3 separate regions of the Homo sapiens genome follow, and regions 1 and 3 are each linked to region 2. The links are chromatin contacts, found by Hi-C in ENCODE. All regions are on one chromosome and are shown on one strand. Each heading gives the region's core, a stretch centred on a gene start or an enhancer-like site at or near the end of the contact. The rest is flanking DNA. Distances are from core to core; before and after follow the strand shown. Region 1 holds the start of BRI3 (brain protein I3). Region 2 holds the start of SDHAF3 (succinate dehydrogenase complex assembly factor 3). Region 3 holds the start of PDK4-AS1 (PDK4 antisense RNA 1).

What was found. Hi-C counts contacts between places; a loop is a spot of excess contacts on that map. Pooled maps may share reads with other maps.
Region 1: a map of CD8-positive, alpha-beta T cell shows a loop between it and region 2 (20-fold over the local background). The contact joins the promoter of BRI3 here to the promoter of SDHAF3 in region 2. A Hi-C loop is called at or near these places in 4 of 168 maps with a recorded cell type or tissue (CD4-positive, alpha-beta T cell, CD4-positive, alpha-beta memory T cell and CD8-positive, alpha-beta T cell), 2 of 37 single-sample maps with no recorded cell type and 11 of 50 pooled maps.
Region 3: a pooled map of posterior vena cava shows a loop between it and region 2 (11-fold over the local background). The contact joins the promoter of PDK4-AS1 here to the promoter of SDHAF3 in region 2. A Hi-C loop is called at or near these places in 1 of 168 maps with a recorded cell type or tissue (B cell), 1 of 37 single-sample maps with no recorded cell type and 9 of 50 pooled maps.

What each region holds. Positions count from the first base shown.
Region 1 is chr7:98,280,178-98,284,261 of GRCh38, forward strand. BRI3 (brain protein I3) reads left to right here and starts at 1,509. Exons shown (of 3, transcript NM_015379.5): 1 at 1,509-1,760; 2 at 2,174-2,276. The coding sequence starts at 1,619. RefSeq lists an enhancer at 340-1,324 and silencers at 1,021-1,530, 1,661-2,000.
Region 2 is chr7:97,115,891-97,119,956 of GRCh38, forward strand. SDHAF3 (succinate dehydrogenase complex assembly factor 3) reads left to right here and starts at 1,808. Exons shown (of 2, transcript NM_020186.3): 1 at 1,808-2,007. The coding sequence starts at 1,834. RefSeq lists enhancers at 1,466-1,545, 1,896-1,985.
Region 3 is chr7:95,595,176-95,599,005 of GRCh38, forward strand. It overlaps PDK4-AS1 (PDK4 antisense RNA 1), which reads left to right and starts at 1,504. Exons shown (of 3, transcript XR_001745287.3): 1 at 1,504-1,608. PDK4 (pyruvate dehydrogenase kinase 4) reads right to left here and starts at 1,341. Exons shown (of 11, transcript NM_002612.4): 1 at 989-1,341. The coding sequence starts at 1,118. RefSeq lists a silencer at 622-916.

The sequences.
Region 1 (4,084 bases), core at 259-2,758, 1.2 Mb after region 2:
CCAGGGTTGCATCACTGCACTCCAGCCTGGGCCACAGAGTGAGACTCTGTTAAAAAAAAAAAAAAAAAAGATATATATATATATATATATATATATATGTATGTGTGTGTATATATACATGTGAATGATGATCCCTTATTAAAAAATAAAAATAAGGCCGGGTGCAGGGGCTGACATCTGTAATTCCAGCACTTTGGGAGGCTGATGCAAAAGGATTGGTTGAGGCCAGCAGTTTGAGACTGGCCTGGGCACATAGCAAGATCCCATACAAAAATTTTTAAAAATTAGCTGGGCATGGTGGCGTGTGCCTGTGGTCCCCAGCTACTGAGGAGGCTGAGGTGGGAGGATGGCTTGGGCCCAGGAGGTCGAGACTGCATTGAGCAATGACTGTGTCACTCTACTGCAGCCTGGGTGACAGAGCAAGAGAGCCCCCCCAGCACCCCCTACAAATTTTTTTTTTAAAAATTAAAAAGGCGCGGTTCGAGAAGAGCTGTAGTCGTCCCAGAGCTACAGTGCAGGTGATATCAAAATGCAGGTGAGAAAACTGGAGACAGAATACAGTAACGGATACAGGTGCCCCTGAAAAGGTGCAGAGGCGCTAAGGACGCAAGCAATCCTGAACGTTCCAATCGTTCGTTTTAAAGTTGTCCTGGCCAACCCGTGAAGCCTTGTATGAGGAAATGTTTCAACGAGGGCGCCTGACGCAGTCCCCGAGGCCAGAAAACACCCAGGTTTAGATACGGGCTCTGACCCGCACCTGCCACAGCCAAATCCCTCCCCCTTCTGAGCCCGATCCCGTGTTGTCCTCCAGGGGTAAGCAAAACACCTGGCAGGGCTGCCTGAAGATTAGGGAAACTGAGGAGACGCGGCAGGTGCCCAGTATTTATAGTTTTGTCCCCAAACGGGGGAGTTATTTGTAAGCACTGGCTACTACCCCCGTCAATCACCTAATTGTCCAAAAAAAGGCAAACGGAGGGAATGCGCCGCAGCTGAGCACCGCGCAGGCCGCAGCTGAGGTGCACACCCGGGTGTGCCCTTTGTATTGCTGGAAGCGCTGGCGATCATAGGGGCAGAGGGCTGGCGTTGGGGCGGCCTGGGACCCACCCGGCCCCGCCCCCTCTCAGGCCCCGCCCTCCCCCTCCTCCACCGGTAGGGGGACCTCGGCCGGCCTGGGAGATCGGGGCGTAGGGGGAGGTGGGGGTGCATCCGCGAGCCCTAAAGGTCATGACCCTATGGGGCGTCTCTGGGTCGTCGTGGGGGATGGGCGGGGGGGGGGGTCTCCCCGCCACGGGAGGTCTAGAGAGCAGCGGCGGCGGGGCGGGGCGGAGTGCAGAGGCGCCGCCGGCGGGGCGGCTTCGGGAGGGCGCGGCCCCTTTAAGACGCCCCGCCGGCCCCGCCCCCGAGCCCCGCCTCCCGCCGCCCACGTGACCCCGGTCTTGTGACTGGGCCCGGGAGGGCGGGGGAAGCCCGCGGCTCGCGCCCGCCCCGCCCCGCCCCGCGTCTGCCTCAGAGGGGCCCGAGCCACCCGGTCCGCCGCGTCCCCGCCGCCGCCGCCGCGTCCCCCGCCGGGGCCGACCGAGCCGAGCCGGGCCGGAGCGGCGGGCGCGGCCGGGCCGCCATGGACCACAAGCCGCTGCTGCAGGAGCGGCCGCCCGCCTACAACCTGGAGGCCGGCCAGGGCGACTACGCGTGCGGCCCGCACGGCTACGGCGCCATCCCCGCCGCGCCCCCGCCGCCGCCCTACCCCTACCTCGTCACAGGTGGGCCCGTAACCAACTTTCCCCGCCGGCGGCTTCCGAGGTGGCAAGCCCGGTCGGGGGACGTGGGTCCGGAGGCGGGTGGGGCCCGCCCGGGGGTCCTTCCTGGAGCTGGAGGTCCCCGGGCTGGCTTCGGGACCCGGCGCCGCCGAGGGCCAGCCTCCCCCCCGGGGCTCTAGTCCTCGGGCCCGTCGTAACCCGGCGGGGCCGGATCCCTGCCCCAGATGAACTTTGTGTCACGAGGCGCTCGCTGTTGGCAGATTAGCGCCGAATCAGGCCCGCGGTGGCCGTCCCGAGGGTGGAAAAGACCGGGGGCTTTTTTAGCGGGGTGGAGGTTGAGGGGACAGGATGAGTAGTCCCCGTGGCGGTCCGATTTCTCCTCCCTGCACCCTAATGACCTGCTTTCCCGCCCACAGGGATACCCACCCACCATCCCAGGGTCTACAACATCCACAGCCGGACCGTCACCCGCTATCCTGCCAACTCTATCGTGGTCGTAGGAGGCTGTCCTGTCTGCAGGTGAGTGGGTCTGCAGCCTGGGGACTGGCCCTGGAAGCTCTGAGGACCCCCGCCCTAACCCCCAGGACCTCACAGCTCTGCTTGTGGGAGTGGGTCCGGCTTGACTTGGATCTTGACCAGAGCCCTTTATGGGAGGGACAGACAGGCTGCCCGAATGCGGTGTGGGAGAGTGCGGGTCCGCTCACCCTTGGCTCTGAACACATTTTGTGGGGGCAAAAGGGTGGATTCCTTTTCCTAGATCTTGGGGCATTGCACCCCAAGTGATTGGGATGTAGAAATGGTAACAACGGGACTCGTGGTCCTTTCGTCTTTGTTCTGGGACTTGCAAGGAATCAGGTGTCTGCTTTTTCCTTCACTTTCCGCAAGTTTACTCTGCAGTTGATCGTCGAAGGTGGTGGAAGGTTTCATTTTCCCGGAAGGGGCATTTGGAAGTAAGTGCACCAGCAGGACAGACCTCAGTGGGAGAAGCGACGGCCGTAAGAGCTGCTTTATCCAAAGTTGGCTTGAAACGCTCTTCCACGAGCTGGACCAGGATGGAAACCCCGTGTTTCTTTGAGGCAGGAGTTATTTTTTTCATATCCTCGCATTGGACCTGCACACGCTTTTTGGTTTTTATAGGGCCCCGAGGTGCAGCTAGAGGCTTGTTTTGTGGAGGTTTTGAGGATTCACATTTAAATAAGGATTAATTAAATATAAACCCTTGGCAGCTGGGGGTGTTCAGATTGCTTAGAAAGTAGGGGCAGAGTTGGCCGGGACAGGGTTTTCAGCTGTGTCTCGGAGGAGGAAGTTGAAGCCACTGAGATGGAATTAAGAAACCCTGGTTTGGACTTAGACTTGATTTCAAAAGTGTGTGTGTAAGGCCTAGAGTGGAGTCACGGGGAAGTGAGTGATTTCAGAGCCTTAGCAGGCAACTTCCTGGGAAGGAAGGGCAACCTAGAGGTGGGGACAAGAGGCTGGGACCTCGGGGGCAGGTTGTGGCTGCTTGCCTGCACAGGGACCCCGTGACAAACCCTAACTGGGACGTCAGTTTGACACAGTTGGTCACCACCCAGCAGAAACATTAGCCTTTGGAGTGAAGGTGGAGGGAGGGCAGGGTGGGGCGCTGGCTGCCTTCGGGACATAGTTCTCTCCCGGAGCTGCACCGGGTTGGGGGGCTGGCAGAGCTGTGTGAGTGTGAAGGCACATGGAGGGGACTCAGAACATGGAGGAGCAGAGGGTCTGCCTGCGTGTCATTGTCCATGCCCTGCCATCCCGGTGTCCAGCCTGCCGGAGGAGCCGGGTTCCGGTCCTGGTCCTGCCAGGAACAGCGGGGCTTGTTTCCCCACCTGGGACGTGGGGGTGTCTGGTGAGGTGTCTCTGAAGCTCTTAGCTCTTCTCTGCCCAAACCCCTGAACTTGGAGAGGTGAGAGACCAGCGGCAGCGAGGGATGGGCCAGATATCCCAGGGCTGGGGGGCGCCGAGGTGGTGGCGCAGTTGCTGTCGGTATGGGGGCACTGGCCCTGCCACTTCCCCTTCCCTAGGTGGGAACTGTGTCCCTGCGGAGGCCCATGGCTTCCGCTAACCTGGAGGTGCTCTCCAGTTATGCAGAACCTGGAGCGGGGTCAGACTGTGCTCTGCTGGGAAGGATCTTGGGCTCGGCCCTCAGAGGCTGTAGGGGTGTGGGGTCCTTGGTTACTTAATCACTGCTCTCTGCCTCTGGGCAGCTGCACCAGGCAGGGTGGAGGCTGGGTCCTCTCTGGACAAGGTTGGGGGGTCCTTAGTCCTTTAAGTTGGGACCAGAGCACTCTTGGATCCTGCGGCGACCCCTT
Region 2 (4,066 bases), core at 558-3,057:
ATTATGTAAGTAATATAGAGAGAAACAAAGCAGAGGAGGAGCATAAGAAATTCTTGGTTTGGTGAGGTTGCAACTTCAAGCAGGGTTTCAAATAGGGTTGCCAGGGAGGGTCTCATTAGAAGGGGACCTGAAGTATGCGCTGAGTGAAATAAAAGTGTTAGCCAGGAAGATACATTTGGCAAAGCACTCCAAGTAGACGGGACAGCAAGTGCCAAGGCCTCAGTTGGGAGTGTACCTGGCTTTTTAAAATATGAACTAAGAGCTAGGAGGCCAGTGTGGCTGCAACTGGCTAACTAGGGAGAAAGCAATAGGAGAAAATTTAAACCTTTAAGGGCTAGAGACTGGGCTTTACTCTGATGAAAATCCCTGGAGGCTTTTGTTGAGCAGAGGAGTGAAATGATCCGATTTACAGTTTAGATTGTTAAAAGAAAAACTTTAAACAAGTTAAATCTAATAAAGTTTATTTGCACGAGCGCACGTGCACACACACACACGATTTATGAGGCATTCATCAGGCAGCAGCACTTAACAGGGAGAGGTTCAGAGAGCTCTACCCAGCACTGTGGGCAGGCAGTATTTATAGACAGAAAAAGGAAGTGCCCCACAGAAACAGCTTGATTGCTTACAGTTGGGCTAGTCTTATTTGGGCAGGACATTATGACGTATTTGCCTTATATGCACATAGTCTGATCAGTTGGCAGCCTGTGATTGGCTGAAGCTCAGCTACTTGTCACAAGAATATACTCTCAGTTGCAGTTAATTTACATACTAAGTTAGGTTGCAGTTCCCTACATAGCAACTCAGAGTAGGGAGGAAATTTTAGGCCAAATTTAATTTAAATTATGTTGGAGCATGACCAAAGTTGGTCATGACCAGAAGCTGAACACAGATATGGAAGCTAACACAATATCCAGTGGAGAGAGATTGTGGTAGAGTACATGGGGCGAAATGGTTGATTTCTGCATTTTTGTTGGTGACGCCATCAGGATTTGCTGAAGAACCAAACGTGTGACAGGAAAGGACAACACAAGGAGCTGCCAGCTTTGGAAACCAGTTCTACTCTCAGTATTACCTTCGCAAAAGATAGAGCTTTGTAAATTTCTAGATTCCTCGTTCTTATTATCCTAGACTATTTAACCAGAATCTCCAGGGTCGTGGTCCTGGAAACAATACGTTTAAAACTCTTCCCAAGGATCCTTCAGCAGCCAACTTGACTTTGGCTAAGGAGTCCGCCAGCTCTGGGCTCACTTGGGTTGTTTGCAAGGAAGAGCCCATGCCCAGAGTATAAATTGGGAGAACAGCGCTGTGCAAAGAGCGTGGGTTGGTGAGCTAGTGGATGGCGAGATTAATCTCACTCTGATCCCTAAAGCAGGGTGCAGTAATACTCTAAATGCCTCAAATGGGTTGGGAACCATGGAAGGAATCCCGGAGGAGCCCGATCTTAACGAAGCTTTTCTCAGGCCTTTGGTAGGAGGACAGAAACGAAGTTGAATGAAAAAGACAGTGGAGTGGGACTGAGAAATGACAACGGCCCACCACAGACCTCTCTCTTTCAAGGCCTGTGTCGTCAGGACGCAGGCCAGAAGAAGCCACGACGAGGCGCAGGCGCGACTCCACGAGGGCCACGCCCCTCCTAGAGAAGGACCGACCCGTTTTCCGCCCGCAGCGGAGCTTGGGTTTCCGGGAGGACCTGATTGTGCAAGGGACCAAACCGGATAGAGGTCGCGCGCCCTCTTTCGTCTGCCTTCCGGTTCACTAATACGCAAGTTCGCAGAAGTGCGGGAACGCGCCGTCCCTCTGCGCAGGCGCAGTCGGCGGTCGGCGTGGGGCGCTATGCCGGGGCGGCACGTTTCTCGAGTCCGGGCATTGTACAAGCGCGTCTTGCAGCTGCACCGTGTTCTGCCCCCGGACCTCAAATCCCTGGGCGACCAGTACGTGAAAGACGAATTTAGGAGACATAAGACCGTTGGTTCTGACGAGGCACAGCGTTTCTTGCAAGAATGGGAGGCAAGTGACGCTCCCTTCTCTTTGCCCAAGACCTTTGGGGTTCCTCGGTGTCCAGGTTTCTAGTTCCAGTCCCCCATGCGGGGTTAAACAGAGCAGCAACCTGTTCTGTTTGAAATAGCGTAATGCTGTTCAGGTAACACTTTCCAAAGTTTCTCCCACGGGTTTCTCACTAGAGCAGATCCTGTTACTTCAGCGTCCCCAATTCAGTTCAACTTTTGAGCTCCTGCAGATGCCAGGTGCTCAAAGGGTGAGGGTAGGAGGTCACAAAAATGAGCAAGTCGTCGTTAAGTGCTCAAAAACCTCAGGAGCTTTTTGTCCTTTTAAGTGCCTTTGCACCTAGTAAGCGCCCATTAATAAATTAATGGTTCTCTTATTAGTTTTCAAATTTAAAGGCTTATTTCCGTAATTTATTATTTAATCTCAGCGCTTTTGGTTGGGTTTAAATAATTTTCTCACTTGGCTGATACAGAAATCAGGTAACATGAAAAAGATTACAAAAGGTTGGAGATTACAAACTGTGAAGGAGAAAAATGCTGGTGGCAGTTAAGTCAGGCGAAAGTTGTTTCCTCCGGTCTCAAGTCATTGTTACTTCGCCCTGCACCATTGCGCTAAATATTAAACAGACACATGCATTAGCAATAAGTCGTTTGACTTTTTTTTTTTTTTTTTGAGTAAAGGAAAAAAGATATTCAGAGTATTTCGTGGGGCTCGGGGCCCTGCAGGATTGCCCCTAGTTTTCATTTGCAAATATAAATAAATGAATGGAATTAGAGATTGGAATGACAGCTCAGATATTTGAAAGCATGAGTTGGAGCTGATATGAAAATAGAGGTAAGCGGTTCTTCGGCCTAAATAGTTGAAGGGGAGATGACTGAAGTCGGCTTTGTAAAAAAAAATCAAAAGAATGGTTAGGGTGAACACAAACTTTGCACTGACTTCCAGAATTCTTTTTTGTATAATTATTGAAGCTTTTAAGAGCGACATTTAGAACAATCGGGAAATTTAGAACTTTCTTGAAAATCATGGTGTATTTGATGTAATTCGCTTGCCTGAAGCAGGGAAGTTGAAGCTTTTCAGACACAGAGCACTTTATTTTAATAAGGTAATTTGGTTTTGGAGCCTGAAGAACTGGATTCAGATTCAGTCTCTGACATTTTAAGTGTCAGATCACATAATTTTTCTAGTCTTATTTTCTCATCTATAAAATAATAAGTGTTTATGCATCTCAAAATTTACGTATGTAAATGTATTTACAAGCACTTGTGTATTGCTAATTGTTATGAAGCTATAAGATACTGTATTAAAGTATTTTACATCTTTTATGGTAGGTCATTTTGTGGCCGTACAGGAAGGAGAGTAGCTCTCTGTTGGGAGGAAATAAGGTTATTTTAAGAAGTCTTAAAATGTAAGCACATGGAAGCCTCTTTGGGAAAAAGTAGGAAAGAGTAGCAACTCAGAAAAAATTGATAATAGGTTGTAGGAGAGAGAGAGGGTATAAAAAAGAACTGCATAAATAAAAAATGTGTTAGTTGACCTAGTAGGCTTGGTAACTGGGATTGAGCTTTTTAAAACTTGGAATAATTTTAGACATACAGAAGAGTTAGAAAGACAGTAGAGAGTTCCCTACATCCTGTTTCCCCCTGTGTTAGCATCTTACATAATCAGGGTACAGTGATCAAAAACAAGAAATTAACATTGCTACAATGCTGTTAACTACAGACTTTATTTACAATTTGCCAGCCCTTTCACTAATGTCCTTATTCTGTTCCAGGATCCAATGGGGATTCTACAATGCATTTAGTTATTCTTTTTCCTTAATCTCCATTCTGTGACAGTTGCTCCGTCTTCCTATCTTTCATTACCTTGATACTTTTTTGAAAAGTACTAGTCTGTTACTTTGTGGAATGTATCTCAATTTGAGTTTGTCTGATGTTTTCTCATGGTTAAATTGATGTTATGCATTTCATAACATCTCAGTAAGAATACCACATGGGCAAAGTGTTCGCCTCAACACTTAATGTCAGAGGGCACATGATACTAACATGACTTCTTACTGGTG
Region 3 (3,830 bases), core at 254-2,753, 1.5 Mb before region 2:
GAAATCAATTTAGTTTTGAGAAAAAGTGTGTCTAAATGATATATCTAAATAGCATTAACTATCAAATATTGAACACACATATATTATAAAATTATATTTCACTCTCAGTTGGGTTACTGTTAATCGATAATTCAGGGGCGATTGTCTCCTTAATTGACTAATTCCCTTCGTCCTTTCGTCTTTCCTTCTTTCTTTTAAAAAGTGACAGATATAGGAGAATTATTGTCTTCTCTTTTTGAAGAGGATTCACTTCCAAGAAGTAAGAATATCCCACAGTTCTTAGAATTTATAAAAGACTGCAGGATTCGGTCACACCACAATGTCAACAACACAACATCCTTTAATGAGTGGGGACATGGAATTGGAGTTGGGGGATAAGAGGCTGGAGGGGGAGCTGTGATATTTCCAGAGTAGTGATATCACATTTAAACCCTTGAAATCTTCCTTATAAGATTACTGCAACAAATGTGTAAATATTTTCAGCAACAATGCAAATATATGGAAAACTATAATGATAAAGAGACAAAGAAATCTGTCAGGAATGCAGAGAGATGTACCCTGTGGAAGGATGCCAGGTGGCTAAGGAATAAAATCTGTTAATTTGAGGCTATTTAATACTATTCAGAAACTTCTCCAAGCAGTACTATGCTGTGAAGGAGAGGATAAAGTTTCCAGTCCATTGTTAAACGGTGACCGAAAGCAAAAAGTATTTTGACTGGAAGAGCGGGTCAGAAAGAAGAGTGTGCAGATGAAGTCAAACCATCCAGCGTCGGCAGGCTTGCAGGTGGCCTTGACCTGGAGGCACCCCTGTCAGAAAGTAACCAAATCTAGGAAAAGGAAAGGTGTGCTGGCGTCGAGGCTCCAGGGCTCAGCAGCAAAGTGAACCCCAGTTGTTTTAGCTTGAGCCTAGCCCTCCCTCTACCAAGGCTGAAAGTTAAGGCAGTTCCCCAACCCTAGGACCCAGCTTGGGCCCTGTGTCCCCTCTCACCAAAGTCCAGTAGCTGCTTCATGGACAGCGGGGACGGGCTGTAGCGCGAGAAATGCTCCACCTCTCGGGGCACCAGGCCGGCGCCGTTGAGCGAGCCAGCGCTGCGCAGCACGAAGCGGGCCGCCTTCATCTTGACGCCCACCCGGCCTGGCGGGGACTGTGGCTGGCTTGAGGGGCGAAGGCTGCTCGGAGCAGAGCCTGGTTCCGAGGGGGCGCGGCGCGTCCGGGCGAGGACTGCAGGTGCGCTGGCTGGCTTGTGCGCCCCGGCCTGGGCTGGGGTTTGAGGGTGCCGCGGAGTGAAGAGTCTGGGCAGAGTCGGAGATGCAGTGGTTCGAGATTCAAGTTCAAGTCTTCCCACCAGCCGCCGCCGCCCGAGGTTTTATTTGTCTCCCCGCACTCTCCCCCCGAGTCCCAAACAGGAGGAGTCACTGGAACTTGGAAACGCGTCCTGAACTCCAGGTCGCGCCAATCAGATCAGAGAAAGAACTATGGGCTCCGCCCCTCCAGCCGCGGTCATCACAGAATGGCCTGGCACGGTGACCACGGAGTGCCCTGGCACCGGTGCCCGCGGCTGTGACGGAAAAAGGGTGGGAAGAACAGGGAAGAGGAAGCAGAAACAGGTATCTGGGGCAACGTGGGCTTAAGATTAGCCTCTTGGGACGGGGCTCCGAGTCGCGTGGGCTGGGGTCCCGCCCAGGCTCGCCCTTGTTTACAACTCGGAGGCTGTCTCAATGTCAAGTACTCCTGGCCACAAACTGTTTCCAAGAGTTTGGACTCCGCGTGCTCATTGGTCCTTGCTCAGAGCAGGGCTTTTACAGTAGCCAACAAGCTGCGTTCAAAAGTATGGGCTTCTCTGCCACTGGACAGAGAGAAAGGAATAAACAACCTAAAGACCTGCGCCCCCACCCCCACCGCCCCCTTTTCTTCAGAAGAGACCGGCACATGGCAGGAACTGTACGTTCCTTTTGCTGAGACTTGAGGGGCTGCCCAGATACATTTACTTTTTCCTGTGGTAATAAAAGGCCATCAATTCGTTCTTCTCCGGCAACACATTCTTTCCGTTAGGTTTAGTTCTGTTAATTAAAAACAAAATTAAAAAGGGATCAATTTGTCAGTTTGCCTTACCTTTTGCGGTGATCAGAGAATTTGTTCACTCTGCCCTGTACGAAATGTCCTTACTCCAAATCTTTACCTAAGACATTCCATTCTACCCTCAAATGTCTGGCACAAGCTGTCTGCTGCAAAAGGTCTTCCTTGATTACTTCTCCTCACTTCTTCCAAATAAGGCCTTGGTCTTTCATGGTACTATTCTATAGCTATTTATGTTTTTATATTATCCCTCTCTGACTCCCCCCTTTCCTGAAAGAGATCAGGGTAGGGACCCTGTCTGATGCAGCTTTGTGATTCCTACTTTTTCACTACTCAATATTTATTAAATTAATGACAGTGGTTGAGACACATTACCCTGTCATACTAACCTCCTTTTCCTCTCCCGACACTCTAAAAGGACTAGGGAATGAAGCCACCGTGTTTGGGAAAGTTGGGAGTAAGAGAGTTGGTTACAAATGTAATAGAATGGGAATTTATGAGGTGTTAAAAATGATAGTTTGTTATAAAAAACCTTTTTGGCCTCCTCCCCCTGCGTTTATTTTATTTTAATTAATTAATTAATTACTTTATTTATTGAGACAGAGTCACACTGTCTCCCAGGCTGGAGTGCAGTGGTGCCATCTCGGCTCACTGCAACCTCGGCCTCCCAGGTTCAAGCGATTCTGCTGCCTCAGTCTTCTGAGTAGCTGGGATCACAGGCACACGCCACCACACTCAGCTAATTTTTTCTATTTTTGGTGAAGATGGGGTTTCTCCATGTTGGCCAGGCTGGTCTCAAACTCCTGACCTCAAGTGATCCACCCACCTCGGTCTCCCATAGTGCTGGGATTACAGGAGTGAGCCATTGCGCCCAGCCTGCCCTGCATTTATAAGCAGAACGGGCAACTCTGAAAGTCATGAGTGATCCTAGGCTCTGCTGTCATCCTTTGCCCTCTTCGTCTAGGAGACTGCATTAAATCACAGGACAGATTTCCAATTCTATCTCTAGCACAAACTTTCTTCCAAGAGCCAGATTCTCCTATTCAATTGCCTATTTGGTTTCTCCATTTGGATGTCTAATAGGTATCAATTTTGCTTCTCTAAAATCAACACCATTATGAGGGATCTGAAACAGTCCTGGCAAACCCTGTGTCAGTTATGTGGCCTGTTTGGAGGCACCATATTAGCTCTCCTACTATTTCTCCCATTGTCTATACATTACCTATAGATGGTCGAGAATTTGAGACTTCCTGTTATGACCAAATATTTTTTTCAGACCTTTGAGAAACAGCTATGTGAAGACATGCAATATTTATGATCTTCCAATGAAGAGGATGGGGCCTGGGTTCTTAGAGAATATTCAAGGATGATCCAAGTATAGACTCTAGCAGTTGCACTTGAGTGGGACAGAAAAACAAAAAAACCAAAAACACAACAGCTCAAGCACTTATCTTAAGCTGAAACAGCTGTGGGAATATGGGCAAGTTCCAAATTGCATCTCCACTTGTAGACAGGTTTTGATGCCACTATTATTTATATTTTTGTACTTGGAATCCTTTATTAAATATTTGCATAGCTTGATGCAGCAACGAAATGTGTTCAAGTAGCCAAAAAACTGAATAAGACTCTCTTTGATGAAGCAAGTAAATTTAAGGTAAAAATCCCTTCTTTTTCTTAGATTGGGTCTTAAGAACATAAGTAAAAGTAAAGCATGCATTTGCTTTTCTCACTGTATATGGAACCTGGAATAAGC